Linked DNA regions of Homo sapiens: region 1 is linked to region 2. Evidence: chromatin contacts called from ENCODE Hi-C or POLR2A ChIA-PET data. All regions are on one chromosome and are shown on one strand. The core of a region is the stretch at or near the end of the contact, and the rest is flanking DNA. Distances in the headings are between cores, read along the strand shown. Region 1 holds the start of EIF4A2 (eukaryotic translation initiation factor 4A2). Region 2 has its middle 31 kb from the start of MAP3K13.

Region 1 (7,589 bases), core at 605-3,104, 1.5 Mb after region 2:
TCTTTAATTCATTTATTAGTTACAAATGTTATTTACTATTTAGTAAGCACACGCAAATGTGGTAATCACTGCATTTATTAGGAATACACTGTAAGGTTACAGGCAGTGTGGGTGTGGATTTTGACTGTATTTGAAGTTTTCTTACCTTGAAACTTACTTAGCACTTGTAAACCTATACCATAGAGTTTAGCCTTTATTTCCTCTTAAGAGACTTGAAAATCCTACACCATCTAGTGTAGTGCTAATCCTAAAGAAAACAACCAACGATTAAGTGTTAATTGTTGATTGGTATCACCCTATGATCAATTGTTTTCACCCTAAGGCTCAAGTGAAACCAAACGGTTGGTCACTTTTTCGATTTAGTATTTTTTCAATTTCTTAGATCTCAGGATATTTTTAGTAGATTTTGGATGAGACAACAAGGATGTCTGACGACCATCATTCTCAGAAAATATCTGGCATCACCTCAAATCTGGATTTCGAACATTACAGAGGGATGAATGAGGAGCAGTACCACTGGACTGAGGGCCTGGCCCACTTTGCCATCTTGGTATTCTTAATCTTTGTCCTAGTTCCTGGCACGATAAGAATTTTCAAATAAATAAATAATTTTTGTATTAAAAAAGTAGTATTTAGAACCGAATATCTTCTATAATATAGAAAATTGAGTCAGCTTTCCCAGTAATGATTCTTTAAGTTGGCCTTCTGAAATATGAGAAAATGTTACCCTGATAGTCTCGATGATATTTTGCACCATGGGTAGGGTTGTATTTTAAAGTTAAATGACTACATATATTGTTTTTTGTTTTTGTCGAGAGACCTGAGATGGGGCTAATTGAAAACGTCTGGAGCTTAAAGACCCGTGCAGTTTACGCAGCAAGGATATTATTGCTCTGAATTTCAATAAATCAACATTTCACTATATATCGGCAAAGTCTACAGCCTTTAAAAAATGACCAATATAGACGGAATCAAAACCGATGTAGTCCCAAAGCGGCACAGAGCTGTATCTGCCAAAGCGTCCATTTAAATTCGTGCGTTCCAAGGAAAATTACTGCTTAGTTTCTATCCATTTGCAAAAGTTTATGATTTTTTTCAGGCATTCCTCACACCTGTTAGGTTAAAATCAGTAACACTCTTAAAAAGAAAGCGAGAGACCGGAAATGATATGAGAATAGAATTGGCCACTCCAGAGACATCTGCAAATGACACTCCATTTTTCCTTCTCGCGCTGCAAAATGTACCGGTAAACCGGACTTCCCGGGACTCGCTGGGTGGCCGACATTTTCCCTAGCAGGAATTTTACGTTTCCAAGATCTGAATGGATGTTAACGGTCGGGCTAAATGCCAGGCAGGTCTTCATTGTGGAATTAAACAGCGGTGGGAGCAAGCGGAATAACCGAGTTCCCCTCCCGCACCTGAGTGCCGGCAGCGAGCCGCGAGCCGGGACCTGTCACCCGCGGGAAGCCCCGGCCGCCCGACGAACAGCATCTCCGGTTTCCGCCTCCGGCTCCGGCGCGGCTCCCCCGGCCCGCCTCTGCGTCAGGGACGCGGAAACCCCGTAGGAGCAGGGCGGGCGGGGAAAGCGAGGTTTAACTAACTCCGCAGCTATATTCTTCCGCCGCGAGGTAAAGAGTCCCAACCCAACCCCGGGCCCTAGGATTTCCAGCGACCCTGTAATATCGAGAAATTACCACATTTGGGTTTTTCTACCAACTTGCTTAGGATTTTATCCGAGGTAACGACCCCAGGATCACAATTTTGTAGCTGACCGAAGCACGGCGAGAAAATTCCTCCGCAAGAAACGGGTTCCGGCCACGAGCCTATAAAAAACGGGTGGTTGGGCGCCGCTGTCTTTTCAGTCGGGCGCTGAGTGGTTTTTCGGATCATGTCTGGTGGCTCCGCGGATTATAACAGGTATGCAGTCTGTTGGCGGTCGCGGTCTGTAGTGAAGGTCATAGGGCGCCAGGGGAGATGATAGTGGATGGCACGGAGGCAAAAACTCTAAATTAATGGACGTTTTCTTAGGGTACAGCACTCCTGTGCCCTTCCAGAAGCTTCCATGATGGGTAGGGCCCGGATTGTGGGGAGATAGGACGGTGGTGCGAAAGCAGTGGCTAAAGGGCGTTTTTCCTCTCTAAGACATTACGAAACTTCGGCTGCTTTCCTTCCCAGTGTAGAGCACGGGAAACATGGAGTAAAAAGCCGTGGCGCAGTCCGAGTTCGGTACACTGTAACCAGGACCCGAAGCTTTATTTTCGGTCATCCACACGAGTTGGGGGAGGGTCCTAGGCTTTACTTGGGGAAGGGTTGGAGGCAGCGGTCTCCACTCGGCCACGGCGCGGAGGCGACGGGACAGGACCGGTGCCGGTGAACCGTTGGCATCGCCCTCGCCAGGCCGCTCCGCCCGCGTCAATCACCCGGCTTGCGCATTGTTGGGGGCGGAGTTCGGCGCTCCGAGCTCTCGCGAGACGCTCCGCAGTTGAAACGGGATCGCCATGCGCTCGGGCCTGGGGGGCTGCCTTTCCGGGCATCCGCAGGCCCCAACCTTTAGGGAAGGCGCACAGTGTGGATATTCGCCCTGAGGCTGCTGCTTTAGCTTGTGCAGGGGAGGCTAACGTGCTGAGACGGGTTGCAAAGGGCTATGCGCTTAAGGTGCAGTTGAGGTGGCCTGGAAGGGGTGTCTGACTGCAGTATTCTTGTCAGCAGAGAACATGGCGGCCCAGAGGGAATGGACCCCGATGGTGTCATCGAGGTAAGAAACGGTTGTGGATCTTGAAGCTTTGGAAAGGTGAGTGTGTTCATCTCATTTATGCGTGCATTATTTTTTCTAACTTACAGAGCAACTGGAATGAGATTGTTGATAACTTTGATGATATGAATTTAAAGGAGTCTCTCCTTCGTGGCATCTATGCTTACGGTTTTGAGAAGCCTTCCGCTATTCAGCAGAGAGCTATTATTCCCTGTATTAAAGGTAAAAGAAACTGGCATTTTTAGGAAATTGTTCTACATAGACATGAACCATAAAAGGGAAAGTAACCTCTGGGGGACTAGCACCTGTTTGTATTCCTTAAAGTGAAATGATGGCAATCATCTTTCGGGACTGACCTGAAATGAAGAGAATACTCATTGCTGATCACTTGATTATTTGGGCATAATGTTCCAAATGGAATACATGGTGTGAAGTAGAAGTGACAATTTGATGTGGGATCGGTAAATGTGTATCCTACTTTTTTTAGGGTATGATGTGATTGCTCAAGCTCAGTCAGGTACTGGCAAGACAGCCACATTTGCTATTTCCATCCTGCAACAGTTGGAGATTGAGTTCAAGGAGACCCAAGCACTAGTATTGGCCCCCACCAGAGAACTGGCTCAACAGGTATTGATAGTGTAGTTCAAAAAAACTGCTTGCGTGTTGCATAGGTTTCAGGTTTCACAACTGTGAAGAATTTAAAACTTAGTATAAATTGGTCCTACCAGATCCCTCCTTTTAATTGTCCATGCATGCAGGGAGTTTTTGTTGAAAGTTTTAAAAGAACTGGGTATGCAGGTATGGTTTGTAGGGTTGTATACTAATAGATTGAGAATCCGAAGCGCTCTCTTGGATGTACTAGATCTGTCCCCATTTTTTAAGTTTGAATGCAGTTGTGCAACATGAAAACTGCAGTGACATGTTACCATTTGACTGTCTCCGTAGTTCGTGATGCATCTGTTGCATGCTATGTTTTCAAAGCTCACTGCTATATTGGCTTTGAAGTAAACCTTCCTAATAAAGCTGTAGGCTTTATTGAGGTCAGGATTATATAAGGCACAATACCCTCTGGGGGAAAAAAATCATTTGCCCTAGCTGTAATTACAGAACATAAATTTCACTACGTACTCCCTACCTACAGTGAAGAATAATGTAGGAAACGTTATTCTTGGATTGTCTAGCTGATGCGTGGAGCAGCAGCATCCCAAGTTTGACAAGGCATAAGAAAGACATTAAGGGAATTTTACCTTGCAGCAGTTAGGTCGTCTGCATTTTAAGCTTGGAAGTAGTTTTGTGCTGTGCATGCATAAAAGCTGTTGGCAGACCAGATTATATTTGCCTTTATGCTTTAAAAATTAGTCATTGATCCTGGAGTTCTGCGGAATAATAATTAAGGCTTGGGTTTTAGATCCAAAAGGTAATTCTGGCACTTGGAGACTATATGGGAGCCACTTGTCATGCCTGCATTGGTGGAACAAATGTTCGAAATGAAATGCAAAAACTGCAGGCTGAAGCACCACATATTGTTGTTGGTACACCCGGGAGAGTGTTTGATATGTTAAACAGAAGATACCTTTGTAAGTATTGTCTTTAAGAGAGTATTTTTTTTAAAACTGTTAACATAGTTGAAAAGTCAAATTGTATCACTGAGTAGATCTAGAAATGACAGTATGACTTTGTTTCTAACAGCTCCAAAATGGATCAAAATGTTTGTTTTGGATGAAGCAGATGAAATGTTGAGCCGTGGTTTTAAGGATCAAATCTATGAGATTTTCCAAAAACTAAACACAAGTATTCAGGTAAGCATTACTTCACCCCCCTCTTAAAGGTAGAGATGGGGTTTATTTAATGCAGGTACTGTTACAATACAACTGATGTGTTTTGTTGTCGTTCCCCCTGCTTAAAGCACTTGATGCATAACTCTGTCTACCTTCATTCCGTAGTAAGACAGAGACGCTTGGCTTCAGACATTTTCCTTTGGGTATTAATGTGTAAGTTGTGCTACAACATAATTTTCTCTTTTTAAGGTTGTGTTGCTTTCTGCCACAATGCCAACTGATGTGTTGGAAGTGACCAAAAAATTCATGAGAGATCCAATTCGAATTCTGGTGAAAAAGGAAGAATTGACCCTTGAAGGAATCAAACAGTTTTATATTAATGTTGAGAGAGAGGTAACTGTCTGATTGTTAGACATTATTTTACCTTCTTGTATAAGCACTGTGCTAAAATTGCAGACACTAGGACCATGTCTTGGTTTTTGCAATAATGCTAGCAGAGTACACACAAGAAGAAAAGTAACAGCACTAGATTGTAAAGACTGGGGTGGACCTCTTTCTTAATGTCCAATGTCCTTTGTCTTAAGATTTGGTGCAATATCTCATTAGACCTAACAGAATGAAGTTAATTTTTATAATTTCTACGTTTTGAGACTGGGTTATGAGACTGGCTAAGACTGGCCAATTTTGGTATTTTGGGTAGAGACAGTTTCACTTTCTTGAAACCCTGGTCTGGTTGGAACTCTGGGCTCTAAGTGCTAGGATCCCAAAGGGCTGGGATTACAGGCATTAGCACTGTGGCTGGCCCAGAATGAATTTTTAACTGAAGAGTTGGAAAAACTAAATGACTGTTAACTTTAACTTCTAAACATTACAGGAATGGAAGTTGGATACACTTTGTGACTTGTACGAGACACTGACCATTACACAGGCTGTTATTTTTCTCAATACGAGGCGCAAGGTGGACTGGCTGACTGAGAAGATGCATGCCAGAGACTTCACAGTTTCTGCTCTGGTAAGAGGTGTTCTAAAATGTCTGGATTTCCACTAAAGCAGGATTCAGACTACAATATAGCTGCTAAGTGCTGTGTTGTCGTTCCCCCTGCTTAAAATAAAGTTGTTTCTTAACTATACCTGTCTGCTATTCTCCTGTAGCAGCCAGGGACGCTTGGTCTCATACATGTTGATTAAAATTAAATACCGACCTGACTGGTGATTCTTGAATTAAGGTTTATTAATTTGCAGCATGGTGACATGGACCAGAAGGAGAGAGATGTTATCATGAGGGAATTCCGGTCAGGGTCAAGTCGTGTTCTGATCACTACTGACTTGTTGGTAAGTCTCTTAATGCTTTTTAAAAATCTACCAAAAGTTAGCTTTTTGGGGGGCAGGTTTTTAAGTAACCTTTGCCAACTTGGGCTATTTGGAAGAGTAAAAGACCACACTCCACAGTGGGCTATACCACTTAGTATAGTTCGCTACTATTTTGTGGCCTACATGACAGGTGTCAAGTTTTTTTGAATCAATTTTTAAAACATGCCATTGTGTTTCAGGCTCGCGGGATTGATGTGCAACAAGTGTCTTTGGTTATAAATTATGATCTACCTACCAATCGTGAAAACTATATTCACAGGTGAGAAGCCAGCATCTTGGCTGTATTGAAAAAAATTCATACGTTTTTCTACTGTGATTTGTATGAAAGGTAACATCAAATCAAGGAATAGATTCAGTAAAGTCAGTAGTGTTCAGTAAGATGATGTAATTAAATTTGTACTAGGGAAGGTTGATGAGAACAAAGTGGGAAAACTTGTAAACATTGCCCAGATTGTGGACATAGGGTTTTTTTCCACAATTGTTGGTCTTACCTTATGCTTGAGCTTTTAGTGATGTTCTTGTGTCCATGTGTTTTTCTTGGTGATTTTTTCTATAGTTGGGATTTTCTTGGTGTCGCCTGGTAGCAATTTGAGTGAACCCTGGTTTAGTTATAGTGGCTTTATCCCTAAATAAATTGAATTGTACTTTGTTATATGATGTAAAAAAAGACTTTTTAAAAAATACAGGAGTCGATAGCAGCAGTTGGTGACGAGATGGCACTCAGAAACGGCGTTGACGTAATTTAGGACGTGGAATCATAAGCGAAACAGCACACTGTTTGAATAAAGAGCGAGTCGGTATTTATATTTGTTTTTCTTTTGTCATGATTATTTGATTTTTAAGTTGCTCCAGCTAAGGCATTTTTTTGTATTAGTATTTCTATTAGGGAACCTTTCTTATTAGGTGGTTTGTATTGTCTGGTTTCTAACATGCAGGTAGCTGTTTGGCAGTTAAACACGTTTAGAGTAATTTGAGTTACAACGTGTGAAACTGAGCAAAAAAGCAGTGATAAGTTTGGGTTACCATACCAAATATTTGTTTTCCCACTGGAAAAAAGTAAGTTTTAGAAAATAGTTAACCTTTGCAGCATTTGTTTACAGTTTACAGTTCCAGAAGTGCGTCGAAATGGATTACATAACTGCTCTTTTATTCCTGGTGTTCACATCTGTCCCAGGCTGACACCTGCTCTTGGCTGGCCCACTTTGGTATGGGCTTTAATTTCACTACCCCAAACACGATACTGTCATCTGCTTTATAATAATGCTCAAGATGCCTGATAAAAATCTCATTTTGCAGCCAGACAAGCCTTGAATCCTTTTGGCACTAACTGCAAAGGAAGATTTTTTTCTCTAGATATGCATTAGCAGCTAGTGCTCCAGTTAGAAGCACGAACTATAACCTTGATAAGTAAACAGCAGCTGGTGGTTAACAAGTGGATCGTCATGTTCAGTAGTTTATACATTATGTGAGAAGTAACGTTCTGATTCTTTTTCTTACACAGAATTGGCAGAGGGGGTCGATTTGGGAGGAAAGGTGTGGCTATAAACTTTGTTACTGAAGAAGACAAGAGGATTCTTCGTGACATTGAGACTTTCTACAATACTACAGTGGAGGAGATGCCCATGAATGTGGCTGACCTTATTTAATTCCTGGGATGAGAGTTTTGGATGCAGTGCTCGCTGTTGCTG
Region 2 (6,968 bases), core at 2,797-5,296:
TCCGCCCGTCTCGGCCTCTCAAAGTGCTGGGATTACAGGCGAGAGCCACTGCAGGTGGCTGGGAAAGTTTTATGAGAGGAAAGCAAGATATTTGAAGCTCAGAGGACTATCCTTTTCTTTTTTCTTTTTTCCAGGAACATATGGGAAAGAAATCCCCTCGGAAACCAAAGCCCAGCCATCGGAGATTTTAAGATTTTTCAGGCTTTCCTTATAATCTTCCTTACATTTGTCTCTTTAAACACATTTAAGTCGACCTTTGAGAAGTTGCTGATAAGCAGTTATCAAACAAGAGTTAGAGTAACAAACCCTCCCACCTCGCTGTGTTGGTTGGTAGCTTCCAAGGCCACTGTAAATGTGTATCAGTGTGAACCTGATCCAGAAACAGCCAGGAAGGGAGCAAAGTTTAGTTTAGTCTGTGAGGAAACTGGCGGCTGCTGGTAGTTCCATGCTGTCTGTTCAGACTTCAGCTTGGTGTAAGTAGTTTTTTTTAAAAAAAACTATTATGACATTTTCATATAAAAAGGATTGTAAGAATAATTTCCATCAAAGATTAAATCAAGTTTCTACCTGGCTCTAAATCTTAGGGATTAGAACTACTGAAAAGAAAGTTTCAGCACTCAGCAGTAGTTTTATTTTTTTTTAATGGAAAAGAAAGCCGTGAGGTGTATCAGCAAGTGTGCTGCTAAAACAGGTCCCGTGTGCACGAAATGATTTCTAATGTCTTATGTTGAGTGCAAGTGTTTACAGTTAGAAAATAAAAGTGAGTATGTACCTAGTGCCGAGAGATTGTTTCTAAGCAGTGCTTAGATTTATCCTCATGTTCTTTCCAGTTGCTTTTCCTCTGGTTTAGATTCATAGTTACAGATTCATGTCAGCAAATATTTAGCAGTCTCTCAGATCATTAAATTGGAGGTTTTGATGTTCAAAGAAATTAAAAGAATGAGAATAAAGTAGAACTTAATATCCTGTAACAAGATGTTGGGATCCAAGATTTAAGAGCAGCAGAATGTATTTTCAAAGAGGAAGAACTTTGTAAAACAGAAGTGGCAAGCAGCCTGAGGTTTCACGCAACTTCGGAGAAATCTGTTTTCTTAAGATTTGACATCTGTATGGATTTTTCAGACTAAATTCCCAGTACTATGGTGCGTAAAATGAGTTTCATATATGAAATTAGAGTTGCCGTGTTTCAGCTCTTCTGTCTTGAGATTAGGATCCAGGAACTACACATTGTTACACAAACATATTGACTTTATTAATGCAGCCATGAGAATGTTAAGGTCGCATGTGGTGTTGGAAAGGTTGGTATTTTCTATTTCCCTTTTACCACAATGCATTTTTAAAAAACCTGGTACATGACAATTATATGACTTTTAACTATATAAAAGGTCGAATTAGCCAGTAGCCTTTTTTTTTTTTTTTTTTTTTGAGACGGAGTCTCGCTCTGCAGTGGCACAATCTTGGCTGACTGCAAGGTCCGCCTCCCGTGTTCAAGTGATTCTCCTGCTTCAGCCTCCCAAGTAGCTTGGATTATAGGCGCCCGCCACCATGCCTGGCTAATTTTTTTTTTTTTTTTTTTTTTTTTTTTTTTTTTTTAGTAGAGATGGGGTTTCACCATGTTAGCCAGGATGGTCTCGATCTCCTGACCTCGTGATCCACCCGCCTCGGCCTCCCAAAGTGCTGGGATTACAGGCGTGAGCCACCGCGCCCGGCCTAGCCAGTAGCCTTTCAAATCACTGGAGGAGTGCTCAGAAGAGAGATTATTTATATAGACGTTCACTGGGTTTCCCCTTCCTCTGTCTTCATCTCAGACCTCAGTCTGTTTCTCTATCCTGCTTCTTGTTTCTGCTGTACTGAGCGGGAGCTCAGATCATGGTGCTGGGCCCCAACTGAATCTCGGTGAGATGGAATCCAGGACGCGTTGTCCTAAGGCTCTAGGGCTACAATGAACTGAAAACCTTAACTCACCCTCTAGCTTTCTGAATCTCGTGATTCTAGCCTCTTGAGCTGATTAACTTCTCCAAGTCAATAGCTTCTGCTGGGCCAAGTTCCTCATTTACTTGTTGGTTGAGGAGAAGGAGTGGAGGGCTGGGGGGTGTCCTGGGAAAGAAGCCAGTGTGGCAGGTAACATTGTTACTAGGGAAGCAGCTATTTTTCTCATGGGACTTGAAATGTTTCAGTCTTTTAACAACCTGGAAGGCCATACAGGTGTGTACTAGCCGCATGGTAACAAGCCCCTTTGAAAACAATGTTTTTAACCTCCAGTAGGTGCCCATACCATCCAGACCACTGCTCGTGCCCTACAAACCAGCCCTCAGGATCTGGCTTTCAAGCATGTGTTTTACATCATTGCCTGCCATTGTTCTCACTCAGGTTGCTCTAGCTACAAAGGTGTTTTGCTTTCTCTTGAACACATCAGACCTGCTCTTGCCTTAGGGCAGCTGCTGCCTAGAAAGCTCTTCCCCCTCATTGTTTCTTCCCAGCCTTCATTCGGGTCTCTATTCAAATAGCTCCTCCTCAGAGAGGCCTTCCCAGACTACCCTAACTAAAATGGCACCCTACTCCACTTCCACCATAACACTTTTTTTCTTTTAACCTAATTTACCTTTTTTTTTTTTTTTTTTGAGACGGAGTTTCACTCTTGTTGCCCAGGCTGGAGTGCAATGGTGGGATCTCGGCTCACTGCAACCTCTGCCTCCCGGGTTCAAGCGATTCTCCTGCCTCAGCCTCCCCAGTAGCTGGGATTACAGACATGCGCCACCATGCCCAGCTAATTTTGTATTTTTAGTAAGGAGATGGGGTTTCTCCATGTTGGTCAGGCTGGTCTCGAACTCCCGACCTCAGGTGATCTGCCTGCCTTGGCCTCCCAAAGTGCTGGGATTACAGGCGTGAACCACTGCGCCTGGCCTTTTCTTTTCTTTTCTTTTTTTTTAAGTAGCCACCTGGCAGTATTTATTTTATAAATTAAAAAATGTGTGTACATATATGTATGCCTGTGTGTGTATGTGTGTGTGTGTTGTGTTATGTAGGATATATATTTGGTCTTTCCCTCTAGAATGTAAGAACTTTGTCTTGTTCAGGGCCATATTGTCAGTGCCTAGGATAGTGCCTGCTTGACATGTAGTAGACACTTGGTAAATCGTTGTATGACAACTGGTGTCATTAAAATTTATTTCCAACCATAGGAATTTTTTGAATAGATGATATATTCACATTTCCAAGACCAAAACATATCAACTTCCCACTCCAGCCAGTTCTCCATCCATTCAGCTCCCATTCAGGGTCCCCAAACCACGGCTATTATTTTTCCATGTATCTTTCCAGAGTTTCTTGATATATGTAGTAAGGAAATATAAAAGTATAAATAGATTCTTATTTCCCTCCTTTTTACACATAACATTATACGTAATGTTCTAAATGTTTTCAGTTGTAATATATGTTGAATCTCTTTCCATGTAAGTACATAGAGAGTGTCCTCATTTTTAAATAGCTGCCTACTAATCCATTGTACGGATGTACTGTAATTTATATAACCAGTCACCTGTTGATAGACATTTTGGTTGTTTCCAGTGTCTTCCTATTGTAAACAATGCTGAAGTTCATAGCCTTGTACATGTATCATTTTATACATGCATACAGTATATCCATATGACTAAATTCCCCAAAGTAGAATTACTGGATCAAAAGGTATCATAAATATTGCCTAACTGCCTTCTTTAGGGATTGTACCAATGTGTACTCCCCCCCCCCATTATAAGAGTACTGTTTCTCATATCCTTGCCAACAGAATCATCAGACTTTTGGATTTTTGCCAGTTTGATAGGTTAAATAATGGTTTCAGCATAGTGTTTGTTTTTTAGAATTTACAATAAAATTTGTGTTGAAGTTTTAAAAACTAATTTTCATTTTTAATTGTGGTTAAAAATCCTATAACATAGGTAACCATTTTTAAGTGTACAGTTCGGTAGTGTTAAGTATATTCACGTTCTTGTGCAACAGATTTCCAGGACACTTCTGTCTTGTGAAACTGAAATTCTATACTCATTAAATAACAACTCTCCACTTCCTCCTCCTGCTAACTCCTAGCAACTACCATTCTACTTTCTGTTTCAATGAATGACTAGTAGCTATCTCATGTAAGTGGAATCACACAGTAATTATCCTTTTGTGGCTGGCTTATTTCACTTAGCCTAATGTCCTCAAGGCTTATCCGTGATGTAGTATATGGCAGGATTTCCTTCATTTGTAAGGTGAACAATATCCCATTGTATGTATATGCCATGTCCTGTTTATCCATTCATTCATCAATAGATATTTGGGTTGCTTCTACCTCTTGGCTATTGCGAATAAGGCCTCTGTGAACATGGATGTGCAGATATCTCTTTGAGGTCCTGCTTTCAGTTCTTTTGGCTATATACCCAGCAATGGGATTGTTGGATCATATGGTAATTCTATTTTTAATTTTTTGAGGAACCACCATACGTTTTCCATAGCAGCTATACCATTTTATCATAGTTTTAATTTGTATTTCTTTCATTATGAGAGGGGTTGAGCATCTTTTCATATTTAAAATAAATGCCTTTTTCTTCTGTGAACTCTTCATATTCTTTGCCAGTAATGGAATTTTTTTCCTATTTTTAATTTGATAACATTTTTTGTTCTTGTGCCCTTGAGTTTTCCAAATTTATAAGCTAGTCTAGTAGTCGTACATACAGGTATGGAATAAGACTACCTGGGTTTGAATTCTAGATCTACTAATAGCTGTGCAATCTTGATTGGACAAGTTACTGAACCTTTCTGAGCCACATTTTCTTATTTGTTAAATTGGAATAACATTGGATTGTTGTAAAGATGAGATGATGTATATTAGATACTTAGTATAGGGCTAGTATGATAAGGCAAAAACAAAAAAGGAAAAAGAAATTAAAAGACCTAAAGTGCAGAAAAGAAATAAAACTGTCATTAACAGATGACATGATTGTATGCATAAAAAACCTTATACAATCTATAAAAAAAACTTGAACTAATTAATGAACTTAGTAAGGCCACAGGTTAGAGTCAACATAAAAATCATACTAGAAACAACAGCTAAAATAGGTGAAAATATCACCATTAAAAATATCTGGCTGGGCACAGTGGGCTCAAGCCTGTAATCCCAACATTTTGAGAGGCTGAGCCCGGAGGATCACTTGAGGCCAGGAGTTAAAGACCAGCCTGGGCAACATAGCAAGACTTCATATCCATTTAAAAAAATTAAAAATATGAAAAAAATAGAAAGAAAAAGAGGCTGGGTGTGGTGGCCCATGCCTATAAACCTAGCACTTTGGGAGGCTGAGGCAGATGGATTGCCTGAGCTCAGGAGTTCAAGACCATCCTAAGCAACATGACAAAACGCTGTGTCTACAAAAAATACAAAAATTAGCCCAGCATAGAGGCACGCACCTGTAGTCTCAGCTACTCAGGAGGGTGAGGTGAGAGGATCGCTTGAGCCCAGGAGGTGGAGGTTGTAGTGAGCTATGGTCATGCCACTGCACTCCAGTCTGGGTGACAGAGTGAGACCCTGTCTCAAAAAGAAAGAAAGAAAATAAGAAAAAATACCTAACACACAGGAATAAATCTTTCAAAAGAGCACAACACCTCTATACTCAAGACTGTAAAACATTGCTGAGAAAAACTTAACAACTCAGAAATAGAAAGTGCAATATATATATACCATGATCATGGATATAAATTGTTAAGGTGCCATTTCTCCCTAAATCAGTCTGTAGATCTAATGCATTCCCAATCAAAATTTCAGCAGGCAATATTGACGAAATTGACAAGCTATTTCTAAATTTTTTGTGAAAATACAAAAGATATACAATAGCTAAAACAATCTTGAAAAGTAACAAAAAGGTAAATGACTTATAATACGTGACTTGAACACTTAACTCTGAAACAATAATCAAGACAGTGTGATATTGCCTTGAGGACAGGCAGATTTGTCGGTGGAACAGAATAGGGAAATCAGAAATAGATTCACACATATAAGGTCAATTGATTTTTGATCAGGTGGTGAGTCAGTTCAATGAAAAAAGAGTAGTTTTCTTTAACATGTTGCTGAAACAATGGATTTTCTTTTTTTTTTTTTCTTTTTTTCTTTGAGATGAAGTCTCGCTCTGTCACCCAGGCTGGAGTCCAGTGGTGCCATCTCGGCTCACTGCAATCCGCCTCCTGGGTTCAAGCAATTCTCCTGCCTCAGCCTCCCGAGTAGCTGGGATTACAGGTGAGTGCCACCACACGTGGCTAATTTTTGTATTTTTAGTAGAGACGGTGTTTCACCATGTTGGCCAGGCTAGTCTCGAATTCCTAACCTCAAGTGATCTGCCTGCCTCGGCCTCCCAAAGTGCTGGGATTACAGGCATGAGCCACCTCGCCCAGCCAACAAATGGATTTTCTTATAGGGGGAAAAAATTTCATGCCTCTCTCACTCTACACAAAACTGCAATAGACATGGATGTACTGATAAATAGACATGGATCATAGATCTAAACATAGAACCAGAAACCTTAAAAAAAAAAAAACAGCAATCTTGGGTTATGCAAAGATTTCTTGAGAAGGACACTAAAAGCACTAACCATAATAGTACATTAAATACAATTAAATGAACTTATTGCAAGAACTTCTTAGGACCTTTAATATGTTAATGTTTCTAGTAAGAGGACCATGCAGCATTTTCTAAAGTGTTTGATCACAGAATCCTTTATTCATCTGGAACATGGAACATACTTGGAGAAGTGTTGCTTTGATTCTCTCCTCAAAATATAGTATTTTTGAGAGCTATAATAAGCCCCCTCTTTGATACAAAATAATGTAATTGGATCCCCTTCCCTTCAACAACTCGAGTAAAGAAAACCCTTCTGCCCAAAGAGCTGTGATTACACCCCATCCCCTATTTGCTGGTTGGCCAGCCAACTGTTGCAGTTACTCTA

What was found. A loop is a pair of places that touch in the nucleus more often than their neighbours do. ChIA-PET counts read pairs that join two places held with the same protein, here RNA polymerase II (POLR2A).
Region 1: a loop to region 2 is called in a map of mucosa of descending colon, with 33 times the contacts of the local background. The contact joins the promoter of EIF4A2 here to the enhancer-like site in region 2. A Hi-C loop is called at or near these places in 1 of 168 maps with a recorded cell type or tissue (mucosa of descending colon). POLR2A ChIA-PET finds 5 or more read pairs at or near these places in 1 of 52 experiments (BJ).

Annotation. Positions count from the first base shown.
Region 1 is chr3:186,781,723-186,789,311 of GRCh38, forward strand. EIF4A2 (eukaryotic translation initiation factor 4A2) reads left to right here and starts at 1,855. Exons shown (of 11, transcript NM_001967.4): 1 at 1,855-1,917; 2 at 2,710-2,755; 3 at 2,842-2,974; 4 at 3,240-3,379; 5 at 4,161-4,329; 6 at 4,442-4,551; 7 at 4,780-4,923; 8 at 5,405-5,542; 9 at 5,773-5,862; 10 at 6,081-6,160; 11 at 7,403-7,589. The coding sequence starts at 1,889. The coding sequence ends at 7,547. It overlaps SNORD2 (small nucleolar RNA, C/D box 2), which reads left to right and starts at 3,074; the gene lies at 3,074-3,143. It overlaps SNORA63B (small nucleolar RNA, H/ACA box 63B), which reads left to right and starts at 4,601; the gene lies at 4,601-4,725. It overlaps MIR1248 (microRNA 1248), which reads left to right and starts at 4,950; the gene lies at 4,950-5,055. It also overlaps SNORA81, SNORA63 and SNORA4. RefSeq lists an enhancer at 2,531-2,760.
Region 2 is chr3:185,328,490-185,335,457 of GRCh38, forward strand. It overlaps a transcript of MAP3K13 not described here. Among named protein-coding and RNA genes, the nearest start is that of MAP3K13, 31 kb to the right of the region's middle. RefSeq lists an enhancer at 4,137-4,196. Within about 2 kb of position 4,047, at least 5 of the 41 ENCODE cell types and tissues checked have a DNase peak (open chromatin) inside an H3K27ac peak, as active enhancers do.